Linked DNA regions of Homo sapiens: region 1 is linked to region 2. Evidence: chromatin loops called from intact Hi-C (ENCODE). Cell type or tissue: B cell. All regions are shown on one strand. Links, peaks and the distances in the headings refer to the core of each region. The heading gives the core; the rest is flanking DNA.

Region 1 (12,556 bases), core at 2,636-7,635, 50 kb before region 2:
GTTCCGCCTCCCGGGTTCACGCCATTCTCCTGGCTCAGCCTACCTACCGAGTAGATGGGAATACAGGCGCTCGCCAGCACGCCCGGCTAATTTTTTTTGTATTTTTAGTAGAGACGGGGTTTCACTATGTTAGCCAGGATGGTCTCGATCTCCTGACCTCGTGATCCACCCGCCTCGGCCTCCCAAAGCGCTGGGATTACAGGCGTGAGCCAACGCGCCTGGCCAGCTCTGTGCCTTTCTTAAAGGAGGACTAGCATTTTAGTGCCCCTTTAAGTTGTAGTAGTGAAATCAGACTATTGATTTTAAGGAACATTTTCCACACTCTGATTCCAAGTTTCTTTTCTTGGAACTCGAAACTATAAACAGGATCATTAAAAGTTATTGTATCCAACAAATGGAAGGAAAAAAAGTTTTAATGACACCCGAAACACCTATTAAGAACAATCAAACAACATCTAGACATGGAAATTTTCAACGAAGTGCTATTCTGTAACATAAGCCTTACAAGTTTTAAAGGCATGGTTATCATACAAAACATGTTCTCAAACTACAATGTGATTAAATAAATAACAGAAGGATAACCAAAAAGAAGGTGCAATTCTCAACTCATTTAATGAGAATAACATTATCTAAACACCAAAACCACATATGGAGAGAACAAGAAAAGAAAATTGTAGGACAGCCTCATTAATGACTACAGATAGAAAATTCCTACCAAAAAAAATAGCAAAACAAATAGCAATGTATTTAAAAAAAAATACCATTATCATGTTGTTTATCACAAAAATACAATATAAGCTTAATTTACTTTGAAAATCAATTAATGGAGTTAACAAATTGAAGATATAAATCACATCATCTCTATAGATTCAGAAAAAGCATTCAATAAAGCTAAACCCCCACCTATGATTGAAATCACTAGTAAATTAATAATAGAAGGAAACTTTTTTTAACCAAGTAAGGGACACCATTAAAAAATGCCTACAACATATATTCTTAAATGATGCCACTTACAACCACAAAAAGGTCTTTTGGAGAACATTTTAACAATTTATTTGAAGACATTAAAAACACTCTAAATAAATGATCTTGGATAGTAAGACTCAATATCATAAAGATTTCAATTCTTCCCTAAATGAATTATACCTGGATTCAATACAATTCTAGTCAAAGCAGCAATAGGATTTCTATAGAACTTGACGAGCTGAATCTAAAATTTCTGAATCATTAGGCATGAATATAGATTTTTTTAAAAAGAAACATGATTTTTTACTCACCCCATAAATACAAATTAAATTTTTTCTTGTTTATTTTGTTTTGTGACGGGGTCTCTTTATATTGCTCAATCTGATCGGAACTCCTGGACTCAAGGGATACTCCCTCCTCAATCTTCCAAGTAGCTGGTCGTACAGATATGAGCCACTGTGCCTTGCAAAAATTAATTTCAACGTATTAAAAACTGAAATGTAAAAGGCAAAACTACAAAAATATTTTATGACATAGGAGAATATCTTCATAATATTAGGGTAGAGGTGATTTATTACATGAGATGCAAAAATATTGATGTTTTAAAACCACATCAAAGATTTTTTAAAAAATCACAATAAAGAAGATGAATCACAGATGGGAGTAGATATTTGAAATTTATAACTCTCAAAGTCTAATATTCAGAGTATTCAAAGCCCTCCTACAGATAAATGTTTAAAAGAAAAAAAAAACATTAGAAAAACAGGCAGCAGATTCAAACAGGCACTTTCAAAAGAAGAAATCCAAGTGGCCAATAAACAAATGAAAAGCTGAGCAACATCATTAGTATTCAGGGAAAGTAAATTAAAACCACAGTGGGATATGATTACCAAAGCATTAGGCTGGCAAAATTAAAAATCCCACAATACAAGGATTAGCATAAATTTGAAATAATAGGAACTATCATACACTGCTCTTGAGTTCGTAAATTTGTACAATAACTTTGGAAAATAATATGACACTATGTAATAAAATTAAGTATAAGCATAGCTGTCAATTATACTACTGGGAATATATTGTAGAGGAATCCTTACTTGAACACCAAAGGCAGGTACAGCTGAACAGTACATAACAACAACAAGTAGAGGAAATACCTCAAATTTCCATCTACAGTAGGATGGATAAACAAATGGTTGTGTATTCACACAATGAAATATTATACAGCAGTAAAATAAAGGAACTACAGCTCCACATGTCATCTTGGAGAAATCTCAAAACACATAATATTTGCTGAAAGAAGTGGAGAAAAATTCATATATAATTTTTGTCCCAGCTTGATGGAGCTATGATTGACAATATAAATTGTATAAATTTAGGGTGTACAGTATGTTCTGATATATGTACACATTGTGAAATGATACCACACTCACATATCTATCACCTGACAGCTACCGTTTTTTGTTTTTTGTTTTGGTGAGAACACTTAAGATCTGCTCTTAGCAAATTTCAAGTATACATTATTATTAACATCATTAATAACACAATAATTAATATTTACATTATTTACATGTTAATATCAACATTATTAACTATAGTCACAATGCTGTACATTGTTCATCGTACTCAATTCCTTTTAAGTACAATTCTGGAACTATCAAGAAAACAACAGATTTTTGAAGAATACATATAGATTCTAAGATTATGAAGGAAATCAAGGGAATTATTAGACCAAAATTTAGTCTATGGATTACTCTGGGACTGAGCCATGAGACAGCTGCAGTTTGGGAGAAGGAATACCAGAATTTCTAAAGTAGTGGTAATGCTCTATTTCTTATGCTGGGGGCTGGGAATAGGGCTGTTCATTTTTACTCTCTTTAAATTGAGCATAGACAAATGTATAGGTTCTGTATGTGTGAAGTGATTCTCAATAAAAAGTTTAAAAACATTTTTCCACCTGCTGTTTTTTGGAATGTAAAATACCTTTAGAAATGGAGTTATCCAAGATTATAAATGTTAAAGAAAATCCTGTTTCACATAGGAAGTTTAGATTTTCGTGTGAAAATTAGTTTCATTTAAAATAAACAATCTAATCATTGTGATTGTATTAAATTGATAAATATTCTATATCCTTAATCTACTTTACTTACAGAATATTTCAGAATGGAAAACGTGGGTTGTTTTAAATGCATATATCATATAAGCCATGTCATACCATTATTTTGTCACAAGAGGGACTAGATAGTCAAAAAGTACAGCTTTCTCTTTTGGTTTCAAGATTATATTCTCTATCTAACATTAATTTTTCATACACTACATTCATGCCAGTAATGTGTTTTAGAATGTAGCACCATTATATATATATTATAAATATAATATAAATATATTTATATTTCATATATAATATATATATTTCATATCAACAAAAATGTTAACTACTAGCTTTCTGTTTCACTTCTGATGGATATAGATTGTATAGAAAGTATTTAACCAGGCTATTATGGTTTCTGATTATGTGCTTTATGAAAATTATTTTTATTTTGTATTAGTACTAAAAATTTTAAAATGAATTGATTTTTATATATATATTTGTTTTATTTATTTTTATTTGATGTCCAGATATCTATAAGCATTTGCAACCAATCCACAATTTGATAAGATGAATCAAAGTAATTATGAATTTGTTGCTAGGGTAAAACCATGAGTTACTATTTTATCCACTTGACCAGTAGTTTTCACTTAAACTCTGCTCTGAGGAACCTATGGTGTTTCTGGAAGGTCTGTCAGGGGCCACTATATATTGTGTAGGAGGGATACTTTTTTACTGGGACAATTCTTTACTTAACTTTTCAGATATTGCTCTCTTTTATAAAGCTTTTATCTATAGAAATAACTACAAATTGAAAACCACTGGACTAGACTGGTAGGAAAAATTAGTATCAGTTGAAATGTATGAAATGTTTTTACATGTGTTACCTGATTACCACTTTTCAATGTAAAATGTGAACCCTGAGAGGTAACCTTTGTCTTATTCACTGTAGTATCCCCAATGCACATAACAACACATAACACATGGTTAAGTCTGTGTAATACATGGTAATGCATGAAACAATCAAATATCACTTAACAAATAAGTTTGTTAAGTGAATAAACAGCTCCAGAAGATAGGCATAGCAATTATTATCTGAATTTTATCAAAAAGGAAAGAGTAGCTTAGAATAAAAGACTTGCAGAGGGTCATACTATCAGTAAGTAAATCAAGTAGAACACAAATCCTCCATCTCCTGGTTTCTAATACATTTTGGATCAAATCTGGGGGAAAGGAGGTGAGGAGAGAATGGGGAAAAAGGAAAGAAAGGAAGTAAAACAGAATTTATTTTGCTTTCCACTATACCGCAGCTGCCTCTTATTTGATTGAGCAGGGAAAGATCAACTGTAGTAAAGCAAAAAAGAAAAACACATTTTCACTTATTTACCTTCATTTTTGAGAAAATAAATTTTGGTAGGAGAGACCAAAGAATGTTCTGTTTTAATCATACGTATCTCGAAAAGAGTAAAAGAGGCCGGGCACAGTGGCTTACACCTGTAATCCCAGGACTTTGGGAGGCCGAGGCGGGTGGATCGCCTGAGGTCAGGAGTTCGAGACCAGCCTGGCCAACATAGTGAAACCCTGTCTCTACTAAACATACAAAAAATTAGCTGGGCGTGGTGGTGGGCGCCTGTAATCCCAGCTACTCCGGAGGCTGAGGCAGGAGAATTGCTTGAACCCGGGAGGCAAAGGTTGCCGTGAACTGAGATTGTGCCATTGCACTCCAGCCTGGGCAATAAGAGCAAAACTCTGTCTCAAAAAAAAAAAAAAAAAAAAAAAAAGAGTAAACGTATTATTTTTTCATGACATCATCTATTTCTAAAGGGAGTTTGGGGAATCAGTGCAGGTATCATGTGACTGCTTTCCCCAGCCGCTATTTCCTTCCCTTTCTTGTGAGTCCTTCAAACATCTGAGAGGGTTGGTTTTTCACTTCCTCTCATTCACGTTGTTGGCAGAACTCAGTTCCTTACAGTGGCAGGACCAAGATCCCCATTTGCTTTCAAGAACTAGTAGGCCGGGTGTGGTGGCTCACGCCAGTAATCCCAGAACTTTGGGAGGCCAAGGTGGGTGGATTGCCTGAGGTCAGGAGTTTGAGACCAGCCTGGCCAACATGATGAAACCCTGTCTCTGCTAAAAATACAAAAATTACCCAGGCATGGTGGCACGCACCTGTAATCCCAGCTACTCAAGAGGCTGAGGCAGGAGAATTGCTTGAGCCCAGGAGGCGAAGGTTGCAGAAGCTGAGATGGTGCCACTGCACTCCAGCCTGGGTGACAGAGCTAGACCCTGTATCAAAAAAAAAAAAAGAAAGAAAGAAAGAAAGAAAAGAAGAAGAGGAAGGGAAAGGTAAAGGGGAAGGGGAAGAGGAAGAAGAGGAAGAGGAGGATGAAAAGGAAGAAGAAGAGGAAGAAGAAGAAGAAGGAGGAGGAAGAGGAGAAGGAGGAGAAGGAGGAGAAGGAGGAGAAGAACTAGAGGCCACAGCATTCCTTGATTCATTATCTAAGCCTTGATTCATGGCTCCATTCAAAGCCAGCCATGGCGGTTAAATCCTTAGATTGCTGTTCTCTGACTCACTCTTAGTCAGTGATTAGCAACTTTTATAGACTGGTGACTAGATTGGCCCAACCAGATAACCCAGGATAATCTTTTCATCTCTAGGTCCTTAACCTTAATCCTGTCTGCAAAATGCATTTGCTATATAAAGTGACATATTTATAATTGCTGGAGATTATGAAGTGGACATCTCTGAGAAGTCATTATTCTGACTACCACGAGGAAAATAACTGCGTAATTAAGAATCTATATATTTACTTTATGTGGACAAAGATAATTTAAAATGTAAAGGAGACAGTTTTTCTTTTCTTTCAATAGTCATTATTTATAATTACACCAAAGACATAGAGCATGACTGATAGGCATGGTTTCTTATGACTCTAAACCATAAAATTTATATTAATTTTACAAATAACATGTTTCCTATTTGGTTATCAAGTTGAAAAATATGTAGTTAATTTTTCATCAAGAAATGTAGAAGTGCAAACAATAGAACACCACTTAAGAGGATATGTTTTTCAGGAATCTGAAGAAGGGAGGCAAGGGTGTAGCTAGAGTAAGGATAAGGATTAAATACTTTTTTCCTAGTTTTTTTCTCACCGAATTGATCAAATTTTTATCTAGGAGAAAAAAAAGATCACACATATAGTCGATACAGATAATAAGAGCCAACCTAGAAAGGAAGATGGACGTAAATCAGCAGAAAAGAAGGTTGAATAAGTTGAAATATGTAATATGGCCCTATTTCTGTAATATTGTTTGAGTATAAACACCGTATCAGGTTCCATGTCTATTTTTATTAGCCTTTTATACAACAGCACCAAGCACAGCATCTGGCACATAGAAGGTATTAAGTAAATATTAGTTGTCCTTAAATACATTATTTTAATTAGAACTTATCAATGTTTATAGATTTTTTCAATGTACAAGGTACAACAATAAAAATCTCTCATATTCTCCATACTTTCCCAGACTTTTTCTTCCCCCTGATCAGAGTCTCGCGTTGTCGCCCAGGTTTGAGGGCAGTGGTGCGATCTCGGCTCACTGCAAACTCAGCCTCCCAGGTTCAAGCGATTCTCATGCCTCAGACTCCCGAGTAGCTGGGATTACAGGAACACGCCACCATGCCCTGCTAATTTTTGTATTTTTAGTAGAGATGGGGTTTCACCATGTTGGCCAGGCTGATCTCAAACTCCAGACCTCAAGTGACCTGCCCACCTCAGCCTCCCAAAGCGCTGGGATTACAGGCATGAGCCACTGCGCCGGGCCTCCGAGACCTTTAATAAGTTATTTACTTCATAGTAATATCAGGAGCACCGATATGACTGTGTAGTCAAGGAAAAAAAATGACATAATTATTTTCCTCTACTATTTACGTTAAATCATCATCAATCTGAGAATAGTCAGTTATAGGTTTTTGAGGGAAAAGGCTATTTATGACTCATTTCTTCCACCCAAAACAGCCACAAAAAGAACCTTTCTACATATCAGGTACACAGTAAATTATAATAGAAAAAACAATTAGATCATAATAAGAAAAGCCTCGAGGGCATTGAGGTTTTCATTCATGTTTAGCGTTTAAATTAGTATAAAGTAATTATTGGTAAATAAGTATAGTTTAATAATATAATACTAGTAATTAGAAAAGAACTAAAGAAGCTATTGAAAATGTTCTGAAGCAAATATTTTCTTGACTGTTTAAACTGCTGAAAATTAAGTTGTCTTGTTAGATACTAAGTCCTACATCACTGAGCTTTTCAAGCAATGAAGTATATCATTATTGGTCAAAAAATTGAAGCAGGCCAGGCATGGTGGCTCATACCTTTAATCCCAGCAGTTCAGGACGCCAAGATGAAGGATCGCTTGTGCTCAGGAGTTTGAAATGAGCCTGGGCAAGATGGCGAGACTCCCATTTCTGCAAAGAATTCAAAAAAATTAATCAGACATGGTGGTACACACTTATAGTCCCAGCTACTTGGGAGGCTGAAGTGGGAAGATCACTTGAGCCCTGGAGGTTGAGGCTGCAGTAAGCCATGATCACACCATCGTACTCCAGCAGAAATCCTTACATTTGGTGGGAGAATAACCTTTTAAGTTTATCTCTCATTGCAAAAGTGTTTGTCTGCTGGCAATGTTCTGTTTCTTGGTCTGGGAATTTATTACACTTAAAATCTGTATATGTCTAATATTTTTATAATATGCCCTCCTTTCTGACCTCTTTTCTGCATGTATATTTTGTCAACAATAAGCCTCACAATTTTATAAGCCAGTTACCTTTTCTGTGAGATAAATCACTGATTTACATAGGCTTCTTAGACTCTCCCTGCTGTCTCTTTCTTCATAAAGATTCACACTTCTCTTAACTCCAAGGCCAGTGAAAGTTATACGATCAAAGCTCTGGATCCTCTCTTGTTAGGATTTTGGCTTGATAGAACTAAGTGATGATAATATTAGCAAATCAAATTGAAAAGTTTCTAAAATGCATCTTATTTTTAAAGGGGTAATTGATAGAAAATATAAGCTGGAAGTTATATTAGACCTTTGGTAGTACTGTGTGGACTTTTTATACTTCATTTTAATAATGAAGATGTTTAATTTATTTCAAACAGTATTTAACAAAGAGAATATAAGCAAATGTCGACCATCACATACAAAGCTTCTCTGGGTGGAGTCTAAGGGAAGACATGAGAGGTATATTTACCTCTACATTCAGTCTTAGCATCATACTCTTTCCTCTCCCACCATCATCCTTCTTTAGATGAGCCATTCTGAAGCAAAGTTTGTGAAAAACTACTTATCCAGTTTAATATTCACAAAATAACAGAAAAATAAAATTTGAAGGGGGACGGGATTTTCTCAAACTAAAGCACTTAGTTGGCAGATTCGTATGCTGATAAGACCTGGCTTTTGGTTTGGTCTATTTGAATTTGAATAAGTTAACTTCTCTAAGCCTCAGTTTCCTCATATGTAAAATGGAGCTAATAATATCTACTCCCACAGATGTTGAAAATATGAGATAGTGTCTGGCACATAGTGAGTACTGGTGAGTGGGAACTATCATGTTTATTCCAACTCCCAAAGAAAGCCCCCAGAGCTACATAAAATAAAGAACAAAAATAATGATCAATAACTTGCCCTTTAGTTTAAAAATGTCCTCCTTGGTTTGTTTCAGGAAAGTAGTAGATCATCCAAAAAGGCGATTTGGTATCCCCATGGATCGGATTGGTAGAAACCGGCTTTCAAATTCCAGAGGCTAATTGATTCCAATTGTGAGTACAATTTGAATAAGTAACAGTATATGCAGGTATTTGATTAATATTTCACAATGGACTAATCAATCCATTCTTGCTTATAAATCCCCCTTTTGATTTCCTAGCTTATCAGTTCACTTTTTCAATCATTTATGTATGCAATGAGTATAGTATATTAATGTTAAATAACTTAAATGATATTTAAAAAGCAAAAGAATGTCCTAGTTCTGCTTCACTCTCCAAAATTAATGATTTAGTTGTTTTCAGACTTCTATGTAATTAACCATTGAATATTAATATGCACACAAGGGTTAAAGTTCTAGTCAATATATTAAATCACCTCCATAAATATATAAAAATCCTTGCGTTATGAAGAAGACACATTCAAGTGATACACATCATTTTGTTGTCAATAAGTACGTTATTAGAATTATGATAATGTGGAGCATAGGGGAGAAAATGCACAGCAGAAAGAGCATTAGCCATGGAATCAAAACACTTTATCCAAATCCTGATTCTTTCATTCATTCATTATCTTGTTTCTGTTAAGATAGTTTATTTTTCTACAGCTTGTACATTTAAATAATAATGTAGTGGTATTCTGAAGATTACATTAGATGTTTGTAGTGGGCCTACAATATATTGGATACACAATACATGCAAGTGATAGTTTACATTACAGTTCTGAAAATTTACTCTGTTCCAGGCCTTATACTTGGCACTTTATGTGCATTGCTTCACTTAATCATTTTATTTCATAAAGCAATACTATCACTATCTCCAATATCTTGAGAATTATTGATGTATAAGGGTTAAAGGTGCCAGCTAAAGAGATCAGGCCTTATGGGTTCAAATCCCAGGTCATCTATCAATATTTGCTAGCTATGGGAACTTATTTAAATTCTCAAACACTCCTTCATTAAATTAGAATAATAATTTCTACCATATAGCATTGTCCTGAGGATTAAATAGATACATATTAAGCACTTATAATAGTACCTGAGATGTTAATTTATTAATAAGTATTAGTTAATATTATCATTATACAAATAAATGGAAAGCTTAGAAATATTAACTTACAGTGCCACATAGAGTATAAGTGGTACACATAGAATTAAAATCCAGAAAGGTTACATCCTGAGTGGGTATGTTAAACACAGCATTTAATCATACATATCCTTTAAACACTAAATAAATGTTTTTTGAAGGTGAAATCTTAGCAATATGTTTTCTTCCAATAGGACTTATAGAAGGTGCATGCCCGCTCCCTAACAAATAAGACAAACTGGAACTGCTTTAACAATCTGAGGCTAGAGCAGAGGGAATTTTGCCTTCTGCTTCTCTCGAGATAATCCTTAGACCAATAATTTAGAGGCCCCAAAAGTATCATATTAGCCCTGATCTTGTCTTAATTTAAATCATCCCATTTTTTCCCTCCTCCTCATGCTCTAAAACCACAATAAATAGTCAGTATTTTTTCTCAACTCTCTCGTTCTCAAAATCACTCAGTTAAAATAAATTTCATTATCATGGAGTTGTTTAATGAACCTCTGCAGTTAATGAATGTCTATAGATACAAGAGAACTTACTGAATACTGCCAAGAACACTGCCTTTTAATCAGCATCATCTTCAAAACAGGTTGAACATTATTTCTTCGTATCTAGAGATATACCAAGTATGGTCACTCTTCAAGGTTGTTAAAAATTGCCACATTATATTTGAGTAGAAACTAGCTAATTGCTGTTTAAAAACCAAGTAACTCTTTGAGTCCTCCAGTTTCTTGATGTTCTGAGAACATTATGACAGTGAGATAAAATTAATTAACTTTGATTGGTTTCCACATATACCTTTACCACCCTTGATTATCACCCATTTCAACATTTTTTAGTTCAACCACAACGAGTTATGTTAAACAAATTATACAGAGAACTCATTTTCATATGATTTTTTTTTGGTTTTTTTGAGACGGAGTCTCACTCTTTTATCAGGCTGAAGTGCAGTTGCGTGATCTCGGCTCACTGCAACCTCTGCCTCCCGGGTTCAAGCAATTCTCCTGCCTCAGCCTCCCAAGCATCTGGGACTACAGGCGTGCGCCACCACGCCCAGTTACTTTTTTAAAAATATATTTTTAGTAGATATGGGGTTTCACCATGTTGGCCAGGATGGTCTCGATCTCCTGACCTTGTGATTCTCCTGCCTCGGCCTCCCAAAGTGCTGGGATTACAGGAGTGAGCCACTGGGCTCAGCCTTGAATTTTTATATGAAGACTGAGACCATAGAAATTTCAGCAACTACCAAACTATGAAGACAATTGAATTAATACAATGCTTCCTGAATCACTGTTGGGTGAAATCCAAATTTGTATGTTGTGTCCTTCTCTTAGCAAACTTTGTTAAGCATCTTGATAATCACTGTTCTTATATTAAAATCTCAAGGTGAGAATATCACAAAAGAATCGATTTAGAAAAGAATTTATCATATATTTGCTCTTTCCCGTTCATCAGTCATTGTGGGTTCACCTGTTCGACCGTTTTGTTTCTATTTATTTTCCATCACTGTCACCAAGATTTCTCTCAGACATTTGTTTACTTCCTCATGTGAAGTTTCATGTTATGTAGTTTATGAATAACAAAAGACATGAGATGATAATATATTTCTAATTTCCAATCTAATTTTCAAAGTTACTTTTTATATTTTTATCTACTGTCAACAATATTCCTTTGAATTAAACAGGGGATGTATCATTTAACAGAGAGCAGCTTAAAAGTCATTAAATACTGTTCACACAGTAATACAGCTGAGAGGTTCAAAAACATAAAGTTTCATTTAATCCAACCCCATTTTTTAAAACAATTCAGGAAAATGGAGCTGCAAGAGGAAATTGTCCCAAATTTTATAGACTCTTGGGCAGAGCAAAATCTGGGGTCCGGGTCTTTGGACTTATAGGCCAACATTCTCTTCGTGACCCAAAAGGCCTTCTTGGTGCTAAGTTTTCATTGTTGGATGCTAAATTCATTGGTTATACATTTCTAAGACGAACAGAAATGGTATCTCGCACTTTACAAAAATCTTTGTTTCACTTCTGTGCAGGTTGATGGATTTACTTTTGGAGCAGGTTTATTTGTGGGTTTTCATCTTCCGGGTTTCACTTTAACACTTCCTATTAAAAGTAAAACTGCTATCTAATTATGGAAGTTTTGCTTCATTCGAGGTGAAGTCTGGAACAGCTGCTCTATGATGCCTACTATAGGGGCCAAATGCCCGCTGAGGTTTTGCTAACAGTCACTGACATGAGGCAGATGGATACATACGAGAAAAGTCACACAAATTTATTTAACATTTATACCTGGGAGGCTTAAGGATGAAGACCTCAACTTTCCAGGGGGTATAGATGCTTATATAACATCTTAAGGTTACAGAAAGAATGCAGACTCAGCATGACCACAACCAGGTTTTAATAATAGTTTCAAGACAGGCTATGGGAGAGAGAATGGAAGAGGCTTGGCTAGCAAAGGTGGATTTGTTATGTAGATGAAACCTCATTGGCAGCAGCCCTCAGAGAATTTAGATGGTGAATGTTTATTTTCAGTAGTTTAAAGGTACCAAACTCTCAGCTAATCTTTCCTAGATCTGGACAAGGGAAGGGCTGGTTGCATTAATGCAAATTCTCTACAGATCTACAGATGCAAATTTCCCCCA
Region 2 (12,556 bases), core at 4,055-9,054:
ACAGACCAAGACTCCATCTCAATAAATAAATAAATAAATAAATAAATAAATAAATAAATAAAAAACAAACGAAATTAATATGTTCAGTGCTCTAACATATTCATCACGGCATTATTCCCAATGGCCGTGATATTGAATCAAGCTATGTCTATGATGGGATGAAAACGTAAAGAAAATGTGGTATATATGCACAATTGAAATGTCTTCAGTCATTTAAAAGAAGAAAATCCTCTCATTTGTGATAAAATATATAAGCTTGAAGGATATTATGTTCAATAAAATAAAACAGACACAGAAGGACAAATATTTTTATTTGTCATAATTTCACTTTTATGTGGAATCTAAGAAAATGTGAACTATTAGAAGCAGAGAGGAAAATGGTAGTTACCAGGAGCTTGGGTTGTGGGGAAGGGAGAATGTGTAAGAGATGTTTAAAAGACACAAAATATCAGTTAGATAGCAGAAGTTAAGTTTCAGAAATCTGTACAGCCTAGTGATATCATTAATAACAATGTATTTTATTGTTGAAAATCACTAAAGAAGTAAATTTTAAGTGTTCTCACCACACAAAAATGTTGTATGTGAAGGAATCATATGCTAATTTCTTCAATTTAGTCATAACATAATGTATACATATTTCAATACATCATGTTGTACACAATAGATGTACAGAATTTTGTCAAATTTTTAATGAATTGATTTTTAAAAAGAGACATAGACAAAGAAGTCCCTGTTTCATGACCATTTCCATCCACTTTGGGGAAAAGTCTGCAAAGATCTTTAATTAAATCTTTTATCTCTCTCTCTCCTTAATAAAATACTAAATTCTTGTCATGAGTGCATAACCAAATCATTCAAATAAAAGCAGATGTTTACTATCGATTGTATTGGATGGATAAATGAAGTTAGAATATTTGTTTGAGGAGTTCTTGTTATACACATTTATAGTATATAGCAATATTATTGTTGCCATTTATTGAGCAATCATCACATGCCAGGCCCTGTACTAAGCACCTCACAAATAGTACCTCATTTAATTTCCATAGCAATCCCTCAACAATTGCACAACTATAATTTTTCATCTTTTACAGTAAAAGAAGACAGTTTTGGAACCAAAAGTGAAACCCAGATCTACCCAACGCAGAGCTACATGCTTAACCCACATGATCTCTTGCCCACATATCACAATTGGGGAAACACAGAGATAGAAAATGATTGCTCCAATAACAGAGACCCCCATTTTAAAGAAAACTTAGAAACATTTGAACTTTGTATTTTCAATAGCAATACTTTAATAACTCAGTCTATGTATCAATTACAGGATATAAATGGCATTTCCATTTTGTCAATGAAGGCTTCGTCAAGTTATAATTTACAGGGAACAGATAGCTTTAAGATTCACTTGCATCTGACTATTTCTCACGATGAGTGACAAGAAAAGCACAGATAAGTGTTTGTATGGTGACTCAAACTGATTTGAATAATTACTTTCAGACTCCAGTAAGCTCTTGGCCTTATTACTTTTTTTGTAGTAAGAAAATTGAACAATTTTATTTTTACTTCTCTCTGACTATTAATTCTTGGTAGAATTCCTTACATGTAGTTAAATGAAAAAAATAGCGGAAGGAAGGAAGCAAAAGTAGAGTTTCTGACATCCTGACAAGACGGTGCTTGGAGTTCTTTTTTTCATTTAAAAGAGTTAACAATGGCCTGAATTTGTTGAAATAAAGTAGAAACATCTGTTCAAATACTTGGCCCTTTTTAAAAATTGAGTATTTTTATTGTTAAGTTGTAAGAGTTCATTGTATTCTGGATTCTAGTTCCTTATCAGATACATAATTTGAAAACATTTTTTCACAATCTGAGGGTAGTTTCACTTTCTTGATCATGTCTTTTGAAGAACAAAGGGTTTTATTTGAAAAAAGTCCAATGTATCTATTTTTTCTTGTGTTTCTTGTTTTTGAGTACTATAAGAAACTATTAGCTACTTGAAAGTCACAAAGATTTATGCCTATATTATTATCTAAGAGTTCTATAGTGAAACTCTAAAATTTAGGTCTTTGAACCACTTTCTTTTTTTTTGAGACAGAGTCTCACTCTGTCACCCAGGCTGGAGTGCAGTGGCGCCATCTCGGCTCACTGCAAGCTCCACCACCTGGGTTCATGCCATTCTCCTGCCTCAGCCTCCTGAGTAGCTGGGACTACAGGCGCCCACCACCACACCTGGCCAATTATTTGTATTTTTAGTGGAGACAAGGTTTCACCACGTTCACCAAGATGGCCTCCATCTCCTGACCTCGTGATCCACCCACCTCAGCCTCTCAAAGTGCTGGGATTACATGCGTGAGCCACCGCGCCCGGCCTGATCTACTTTAAGTAAAGTTTTATATATGGTGTGAGGTTGGGTTTCACCTTTATTTATTTATTTATTTTCGCATGTGGATATCTAGTTGTCTCACCACATTTGTTTAGAAGATAATTCTTTCCCCCATGAATGGTCTTGGTAGCTTGTCATAGATGTATGGTTTTATTTCTGAACTATAAATTTTATTCCATTGACCAATTTGTCCATTCTTATACAAGTAAAATATTGTTTATTAATGTAGCTTTGTAGTAAGCCTTGAAATTGGAAAGTGTGAGACTTCTAATGGTCTATTGTGAAAAGCTGTTTTGATTTCTCTGTATCCCTTGCATTTCCATATACATTGTAGGATCAGCTTGCCAATTTCTGAAAAAAAAAAAAGAGGTTGCAGGAGGGAAGCTAAGATTTTGGTAGAGGTTGCACTAAATTTGTGAATTAATTTGGAGAATTTTTCCATCTTAAAAATGTTATGCCTGGATCTGTGAACACAGAATATCTTTATAATTAATTAGGTCTTTAATTTCTTTCAATGTTGTTTTGTAATTTTCAGTGAACAAGTCTTATGCTTCTTTGGTTCAATTTACTCCTAAATATGTTATATTTTTGATGCTATTTCAAGTGGAATTACTTTCTTAATTTTATTTTTTGCGTTGTTCTTTGCTAGGACATGAAATTGTCCTATAATTGATTTTTGCATATTGATCTTTGTATTGATTGATTTTGTATAATTGATTTTTGCATATTGATCTTATATTTTGCAATCTTGCTGAACCCATTTATTAGCTCTGTTTATTTATTTTTTCATAGATTCCTTAGGATTTTGTACATAGAAGATCATGTCAACAAATAGAGACAGTTTTACTCTTTCCTTTTCAATTTGGGTATCTTTTATTTCTTTTTCCTACCTAATTGTCCTGGTTAGAACCTCCAGTACAATGTTGAATAAAAGTGGTGAAAGTGGACCTCTTTGTCTTTTTCTTGAGCTTAGAGGGTAAAGCTTTCAACTTTTACTGTTAAGGATGATGTTAATTCTGGATTTTTTTGTAGCTGCCCTTTACCAGATTGAGGAAGTTCCCTTCAGTTTCTAGTTTGTTGAGTGTTTTTATTATGAAATGCTATTACATTTTGTCAAATGCCTTTTCCCCTCTATTGAGACGACTATAGAATAAAATTCCCCCAGGAGGCAGAAGGTGCAGTGAGCAGGTATCGCACACTGCGCTCCAGCCTGGGCAACAGAGAAAGACCTCGTCTTAAAAAAAAAAAGAATAAAGTTCTCATCCTTTATTCTGTTAATATGTTGTATAACATTGATTAATTTTTGTTTGTTAAATAAACCTTGTATTCCAGGATAAATCTTATTTGGTGATGTTGTGTGTTACTTTTTATATGTTGCTGGACTGTTTACTAGTATTTTATTAGCAACTTTTGCATCTATATTTATAAGAGATGCTCTGTAGTTTTATTTTATATATGTCATTGTCCAGTTTTGATATCAGGGCAATACTGGCCTTGTAGAATGAATTGAAAATGGTCTCTTCTCTTTTAAGTTTTTGAAGAGTTTGTAAAGGATTAGTGTTAATTCTTCCTTAAACATCTGGTAGAATTCAATAGTGAATTCATCTGTTGTTTTATTGTGGGAAGTTATCTTGAAATACTGATTCAACCTTTTTACTTCTATAGATCAATTCTATTTCTTCTTAATTTGGATTTGCTAATTTTTGTCTTTCTAAGAATTTATCCATTCCATATAGGTTTCTAATTGTTGGCATTCAATTATTCATAATATTCCTTTGTAACTATTTTGTCTCTGTAAAGTTGGCAGTAATATCCCCAAACTTGAAATTTGATTATATTTTTTAAATCTGTAAATATTCTGTCTCATCTTTATTAAGAAGAGCCATGAGATATACAGACATTTCATCCAGAAGGGGCTTTGATCTAGTGGATGAGCATGGCAGCAGGAATTTTCAAACATAAACATGCTATAATGTGGAAGTTTAGTCTATTTTCAAGCAGTATCTTCAATAGTGGTTGAGAACATGAAAGATGCCTAAGTAGAAGTGAGGGCCTGGTGCAGTGGCTCACGCCTGTAATCCCAGCACTTTGAGAAGCCGGGGGTGGGGGAGTCGGGGCGGATCTCCTGAGGTCAGGAGTTCAAGACCAGCCTGACCAACATGGAGAAACCCTGTCTCTACTAAAAATACAAAATTAGCCGGGCGTGGTGACACACGCCTGTAATCCCAGCTACTCGGGTGGCTGAGGCTGGAGAATCGCTTGAACCTGGGAGGGGGAGGTTGCGGTGAGCCAAGATCGCGCCATTGCACTCCAGCCTGGGCAACAGGAATGAAAACCCATCTCAAAAAAACAAAAACAAAAACAAACAAACAAACAAACAAAGTGAGTAGGGGATTTTGGTCCAGCCTGAGGATTTCAAGTCAAGGATTAGACATACCGTTCTACCCTTGTATCACATGATGGAAAATAAAACATTATTTAGAATCATTACCTAAGGGGAAACCACTGAGCAAGGATTCAACTGAAATATAAAGGCCCTGGTAATAGGAAGAGAGCAAAAACTGGATTCAAACTCCAGGGTCTATTAGAAGACGCAAATTTAAATTAGCAGTGCCTTTGTAAGAAAAAAAACTCTCTAAGCCTAAGCATGTTGTAAGCAGCAGGAAACCAGACTCTCAGAATTAAGACCAGAGAAAAAAACTGTCAAGAAAATGATTTGTGACTCCATTTAAAGGGTGGACTCCTTGGCCAACAGGAGCTATGAGCTATGATAAATGTCCATGTTGTCACTTACTTTCTTCAGCTTCCAGGGTGATGGTAGTTCTAGAAAAGGTCCATCCTATCAAGGATCAGGGTCTCTTATATGTATTCTTCCAATCTTCTCAGGAGCTTTTATATTATCAATTCCTTTTATAGCTTGCATCTTTAATCTCTCTCTCTACATAATTTTCCCAAGTATCACTAAAAAAAAAAAAAATCTTGACCAGGCATGGTGGCTCATTTCTGTAATCCTAGCCCTTTGGGAGGCAGAGGCTGGTGGATCACCTAAGGCCAGTAGTTCGAGACCAGCCTGAACAACATGGTAAAATCCCATCTCTACTAAAAATACAAAAACAGTAGCCGGGCATGTTGGCAGGCGCCTGTAGTCCCAGCTACTCAGGAGGCTTAGTTATAAGAATCGCTTGATCCTGGGAGATTGAGCTTCCAGTGAGCTGAGATCGCGCCACTGCACTCCAGCCTGGGTGACAGAGTAAGACTCCGTCTTAAACAACAACAACAACAACAACAAACTTTTTGTCTTCCATCTTAAAACAAAACAAAACACCAAATAAGTTTTATTAGGACACTCATATAATCTTCTACCTACTATGTCTAGTCTTTCCATCCCATTCAGGCCAAACTTCCTAAAATAATTTTCTGCCTCTAATACTTTTCACATGTTTACTCTTCAATCCCTTTGAATCTCACTTTCATCTTTCCCTTCACTGAAATACTAAAATAGCCCTTTCTAAAAATCTTATTGCTGCTAAATCCAATAAGCACTTGTCTGTCCTCATTTTCCTGGGTATCTCTGCAGTGTCTCCATTGCTGACAACGACCTGCTCCTTGGAAAACTCCCTAGTTTTCTTTTTTTCTCCTACTTTCCTGGTTATACTTTTTCGGCTTCTTTTAGCATTTCCTCTTTCTCTGACCTTTAAAAGATGAACTTTCTCAGGGTTTGATTCTAGATTTTCTTTTATTATCATGCTTTGATATATTCCTAGTAGATACATGGGTTTAATTACCTTCTACATGTCAGTGACTCCAAAAGTTATACCTCTCTCCCCACCTCTTTTGTACCACACCTGTGCATCCAAAGACACTTTCCCACCTGGTTTTCTTACAAGGCTTCTCAACCATGTCACAAACTGAACTACTCATCTTTACCCTAATGTATCATTTATTTTTCAGTATTCACTGTCTTAGAAAATGGCATGACCATTTACCCAGTAATTCATTGAAGAAACTCTTTCCTCTCTGTTGCGTCTTCTTTTCCAATCAATCACAAAGTCATCAATTAAGTCTCTTAAATACTTCTCAAACCTTTCACTCCTTCTATCTTACTTGCTCCCTAGATCAAGAAAGCATCATCTTAAACACCTGCACTGCTGAAATACCCTCAATAAGAAGTCTCATGTTCACTGTTTCTCCCCTTCATTCTCCAAAAGCTGTTAATCTTTTGGAAATGTAATTATCAGTCTGTAATACTACCATTTAAAATCCTTCAACTGTTTTCCATTACCCATAGATAAATATTGCGAGTCATAACATGATCTAGAAAATCCTACATTACCCGCCTTCACCCACCTCTCAATCTCATCTGTATCTGTCTTCCCCTTTTCACAATTCAACCACAAATACCCTTCTTTCAGTTCTTCAAAAATGTCAAGCAACTTTCTGCCACAAGGACTTTGCACCTGCAGGGAGGCATACTCCCCTTCCCCAACTTACACACACTCACACACACACATACACACACATACACACATACTCCATTTTAAGCCTCAATTAAAGTTGTGGCTTCTTCAACAAAATCTCCCCTGATTTCTCCAGATTAAGCAGGTCATCCTGTCAGAGCCTTTCACTCCACTGTGTACATTTCCTCAACAGCTCATATCTCAACCGTAAATCAATTACTCTATGTTTTTGTACAGTGTTTCTCTCCATTGCACTACAAGCTTCAATATGCCACTGTGTATATTTACCTTGTTCATGACTGTGAACATACGGTTACTATCTCCAGTAACCACAATTCCTGGCCCATAATTGTTTGCCCAGAAATATCTAATAATTAAACAAATGAATAAAGAAATAGAGTAAGAGAACACTTGTGGTTCTGTTTGTGCTTCCATGTCTCTCCTTATAAAATTATTTCAAACCCCACCTGCTGGAGGGAAGTCTGATTATTTTACACACAAAATAGGTCTTTCTTAAGGAAAGCGGGAGGCTGAGTGTCTCCAAAATTAGGCAGGCCTGGGAATTTCAAATCCAGAATCTCATTGCCTAGAGGAAAAGATAGCAAGAGAAATCCAAGGCTGGCATATTTAGCTGGTTTTCTCCTAAATGGAGGAAATAACTGGCATTGAGCAAGTGAGGTAGAGAGGAATCAAACATGACTGTGGTTATTTGATAGGCAAATTAACTAAAAACAGATGAACACCTCAATGCATTCATAGAACAGGCAATAAACTGTAATGATGCTTATTGCGCTTGGGAAACAATGTCAACATCTGTGAGAAAGAAAAAAAAACCTTTTCTTTAAATGAGAATCTCTTCAAATGAAGAGCCTTCCTATAACTTCTGTGCCTTTTCTCCTTGTGTGTGTCTTTTGGATTTGAACTGTGGATTATCCTAAAAGTTTTGTCCCTGAGGGGTATCTGACTCATAGAGTAATATTAATACTTCTGTCCTTGGCCACTTTCTTAACTTTATTCTTATTAGGAACTAATTTCTTGAGTCTCATCTGCTCTTCTCTCACACTCATTTCAGCTTTTTCTTTTCTTTTACCCTGATAGCTGGTTTAGACCTTTCCTCACTGTTCAGTAGAGAGAGGAGAATGCTTTCAAGAGACCATTTCTTTGTTCACACAATTCCCCTTGTCTAGAAGATCTTTATACTTCATTTAGCCTACCTGGTAAACTCATTATTTTAAAAATGTGAGATCCAAGGTCATATTTTCCAAAAATAATTCCTTGATTCTCTTTTTAGGACAAAATTAATTGCCTCTTCTTTCATATTCTTGTAGCATAATATAATGTGTTATTTTACCTGTTGCAATATATTTGTTAGTAATTAAGTCAAAGTGTAGGTCTCCCTCTAAATTCTGGGTGGCCTGAGGACAAGGATAGTAATGCCTCATTTTTCATTGCACTACACAACTTCTAGCCTGTGGTGTGGATTAAAGGAGAAGACAGATAATAAAATATTCAGCATTACACCTGGCACATAGTGTTAGTTAAAGTGGATAATTATTTTATCATCGATTATCCTAACTGAAATAATCTCTATTTACGAACCAAATTAATTTTTTAAAAACCTTATTTATTGTGATAATGCACTTAAATAAGTATTTACATTGTCATTCAACAGGTTAAGTGTTCTTGGTCACCTGCTTTAGAAAATAAATAACACTTTCTACTTCTGTCATATAACACTGAGAATTCCAAGCGCTGGGCTTCTGTCTCTAACATGTAAGATGTTTAGGCTAATTACATCTGAGATCCTTTCCCTTTGAACACTCTGTGGCAATATTTTGATGAATCCTTTCTTATCATCAACTGTTGCCTAGTTGTAGCATATATATTCATCTTTTTATTTTTTAGGGAAAAAAGGTAAGCCAAGATTCTTATACATTTAACACCCAATGTCGTACCTAGCACAATAATAGACCCACAATAACCTTGTGAAAAATGTATACATTGAATTCCAAAAAAAACAGTCACTGCTTTAACTTGGAGATACAGTTTGGATTTTTGCCCCTGCCCAAATTTTATGTCAAATTGTAATCCCCAATATTGGAAGTGGATTCTGGTGGGAGGTGTTTGGATCATGGGGTAGATTTCCCCCCTGCTGTTCTCATGACAGTGGGTGATTTCTCATGAGATCTGGTTGTTTAAAAGTGTGTGGCACCTCACCATTCTCTCTGTTCCTCCTGCTCTGGCCATGTAAGATGTGCTTGCTTTCCCTTTGCCTTCAGGAATGATTGTGTTTCCTGAGGCCTCCCCAGAGCCATTATGCTTTCTGTAAAGCCTTCAGAACTGTGAGCCAGTTAAACCTCATTTCTTTATAAATTACCCTGTCTCAGATGTTTCTTTATAGCATTGTGAGAATGGACTAATACAGAAAATTGGTACCAAGGAGTGGAGCACTGTTATAAAGATACCTGAAAATGTGGAAGCAGCTTTGGAACTGGGTAACAAGAGGTTGGAAGAGTGTGGAGGGCTCAGAAGAAAATAGGAAGATGAGGGAAAACTTGGCACTTCATAGAGACTTGTTGAATGGTAATAACCAAAATCTTGATAATGATATCGACAGTGAAGTCCAGGATAAAGGGGGTCTCAGATGGAAATGAGGAACTTATTTGGAACTGGAGCAAAGGTCACTTTTGTTATTTGTTAACAAAGAGATTGAATGCATTATGCCCCTGCTCTAGGGATCTGTGGAACTTTGAAATTGATAGTGATGATTTAGGGTGGCAGAAGAGATTTCTAAGCAGTAAAGCATCCAAGATGTAGCCAAGCTGCTTCTAACAACAACATATGCTCCTATGCAGGAGCAAAGAAGTGATCTGAAATTTGAACTTACATTTAAAAGGGAAGCAGAGCATAAAAGTTTGGAAAATTTGCAGCTCAGCCATATAGTAGAAAAGAAAACTCCATTTTCTGGGTAGAATTTTAAGGCAGTTACAGGAATTTGCATAAATAAAAGGTAGGCAAATGCTAATAGCCAAGACAGTAAGAAAAAGGCCTCCAAGGCATTACAGAGACCTTTAGGGGCAGTCCCTCCCATCATATGCCCAGAGGTCTAGGACGGAAGGATGGTTTTGTGGGCCAGGGCAAGGGCCCCAATACCCTTTGCAGCCTCTGGACACTGCTCTTCACAGCTCAGTTGCTTCAGCTCCAGCCACGTCTAAAAGGACCCCAGATACAGCTCAGGCTGCTGCTTCAGGGAGTGCAAGCCATGAGCCTTGGCAGCTTCCATGTGGTGTTAAACCTGTGGGTGCACAGAGTGCAAGAGTTGGGGCTTGAGAGCCTCCACCTAGATTTTAGAGATGTACGGCAAAGCCTGGATGTCCAGGCAAAAGCCTGCTGCAGTAGCTGAGCCCTCATGGAGAACCTCTACTAAAGCAGTGCAGAGGGGAAGTGTGGGGGTGGAACCCCCACACAGAGTCCCCACTGGGGCATTGCCTAATGGAGCTGGGAGAAGAAGGCCACCATCCTCCAAACACCAGAATTGTAGATACACCAACAACTTGTGCCCTGCACCTGGAAGAGCCACAAGAAATCAACACCAGCCCTTGAGAGCAGCCACGGGGGCTGAACCCTGCAAAGTCACAGGGGTGGAGCTGCCCAAGACCTTGGGAACCCACTCCTTGCATCAATGTGCCCTGGATAGGAGACATGGAGTCAAAGGAGATTATTTTGGAGCTCTAAGATTTAATGACTGCCCCATTGGCTTTCAGACTTGCATGGTGCCTGTAGCCCCTTTCTTTTCTTTTTTTAACATTTTTTTTTATATATACACATATATACATTTTTTCTTTGACACGGAGTTTTCGCTCTTTCACCCAGGCTGGAGTGCGGTGGTGCAATCTCGGCACGCTGCAACCACTGCCTCCTGGTTCAAGCGATTCTCCCAGCTCAGCCTCCCGAGTGGCTGGGATTACAGGCGCCCACCACCATGCCTGGCTAATTTTTGTATTTTTAGTAGACATGGGGTTTCACCATGTTGGCCAGGCTGGTCTCAAACTGCTGACCTCATGATCCGCCCACCTCAGCCTCCCAAAGTGCTGGGATTACAGGTGTGAGCCACCGTGCCTGGCCTGTAGCCCCTTTCTTTTGGCCAATTTATCCCTTTTGGAATGGGAGTATTTACCCAATGCCAGTAAATCCATTGTATCTTGGAAATAACTAACTTGTTTTTAGTTTTACAGGCTCATAGGCAGAAGGCACTAGCTTTGTCTCAGATGAGACTTTGGACTAACTTTTGAGTGAATCCTGGAATGAGTTAAGACTTGGGGGACTGCTGAGAAGGGATGGCTGTATTGCAATGTGAGAAGGATGTGAAACGTGGGAGGAGCCAGAGGCAGAATGACATGGTTTGGTTCTGTGCCCTCACCCAAATGTCACATCAAATTGTCATCTCCAGTGTTGAAGGTGGGGCCTGGTGGGAGGTGATTGGATCATGGAGGTAGAATTCCCCCTTTGGGGCTGTTCTCATGACATCTGGTTGTTTAAAAGTGTGTGGCAACTGCCCCCTCTCTCTCTTGCTCTTGCTCTGGCCATGTAAGATGTGCCTGCTTTATGTTTGCCTTCAGGTATAATTGTAAGATTTCTGAGGCCTCCCCAGAAGCTCTATGTTTTCTTTACAATCTGCAAAACCATACAATAAGTAAACCTCTTTTTAAAACAAATTACTCATTCTCAGGTATTTATTTATAGCAGTTTGAGAAAAAACTAATATTCTTGGTATGGTTACTCTTTTTCCTCCATAAATCTATTTTTGTGTGCATTCCATTTTATCACTTTTTCTTCTTTATTTATGAAAGTGACTTACTGCCCTAACCAAAATATGTCACCTTCTTTCCTTGACTAACCCAGCCTGTTCCTCTTTAGGTGGATTTTAGCTGTCTTTCCGGGTGGTGAAACAGATTCAAGAATTTGCATAAGCTTTAGTGAAACTAGAAAAGAAAATTTGTCTCATTCTAGCTGGTGCCCTAAAGATTTGAATGGAAAAAAATACAGTAGTTCAGACATCCCTGGCTTTGCAAAATGCCATTTTGCTCAGTCTTCATTGAGTCACAGTGCCACTACCTTGTCTTCCACAAGTTTCACTGAGTTTCTCACCACAAGAGTGTTGAGAACTGTGAAGATTCTTCAATGTTATCAAAACATTGAGTTATAGATGAAGTTAGATACTGAACAATTGGTATTTGTTTTATTAACTAAATTTTTGGTAATTTTTTTTTTTTTTTTTTTTTGAGATGGAGTCTCGCTCTGTCGCCCAGGCTGGAGTGCAGTGGTGTGATCTCGGCTTGCTGCAAGCTCCGCCGCCTGGGTTCACACCATTCTCCTGCCTCAACCTCCCGAGTAGCTGGGACCACAGGCGCCCGCCACCATGCCCGGCTAATTTTTTTTTGTATTTTTAGTAGAGACGGGGTTTCACCGAGTTAGCCAGGATGGTCTCGATCTCCTGACCTTGTGATCCGCCCGCCTCGGCCTCCCAAAGTGCTGGGATTACAGGCGTGAGCCACCACGCCCGGCCAATTTTTGGTAATATTAATACATCTATGGAAACCCTATTCAAAGAGCAGTGCTCTAGAAAGATGTCATTATCAAAATGAGATTTCTTCCTCTGACAGAATCTGTTAGATGGAGTCAATATTTATGGAGTTTTTATCCTGCTTGTGTCAGAGGCATT

What was found. A loop is a pair of places that touch in the nucleus more often than their neighbours do. Peaks named below come from ENCODE experiments on the same cell type or tissue, not always from the same donor. Only the 100,000 strongest peaks of a DNase experiment are listed, where the experiment ranks them.
Region 1: a loop joins it to region 2, with 5 times the contacts of the local background. A loop is called at or near these places in 4 of 110 quality-filtered maps.

What each region holds. Positions count from the first base shown.
Region 1 is chr3:191,241,260-191,253,815 of GRCh38, forward strand. It overlaps OSTN (osteocrin), which reads left to right. Exons shown (of 5, transcript NM_198184.2): 4 at 8,778-8,874. The coding sequence ends at 8,862. Among named protein-coding and RNA genes, the nearest start is that of OSTN-AS1, 13 kb to the left of the region's middle. In B cell, for the core only: CTCF peaks have their summits at 3,202 and 3,405; DNase peaks (open chromatin) are centred at 3,182, 4,962 and 5,423; H3K4me3 peaks cover 578 bases; H3K27ac peaks cover 2,575 bases.
Region 2 is chr3:191,289,389-191,301,944 of GRCh38, forward strand. All of the region lies in intron 4 of UTS2B (urotensin 2B), which reads right to left. Among named protein-coding and RNA genes, the nearest start is that of CCDC50, 34 kb to the right of the region's middle. RefSeq lists enhancers at 10,021-10,200, 10,211-10,270, 12,547-12,556. In B cell, for the core only: no CTCF peak of the experiment used is centred there; DNase peaks (open chromatin) are centred at 6,763 and 7,523; H3K4me3 peaks cover 2,045 bases; H3K27ac peaks cover 4,062 bases.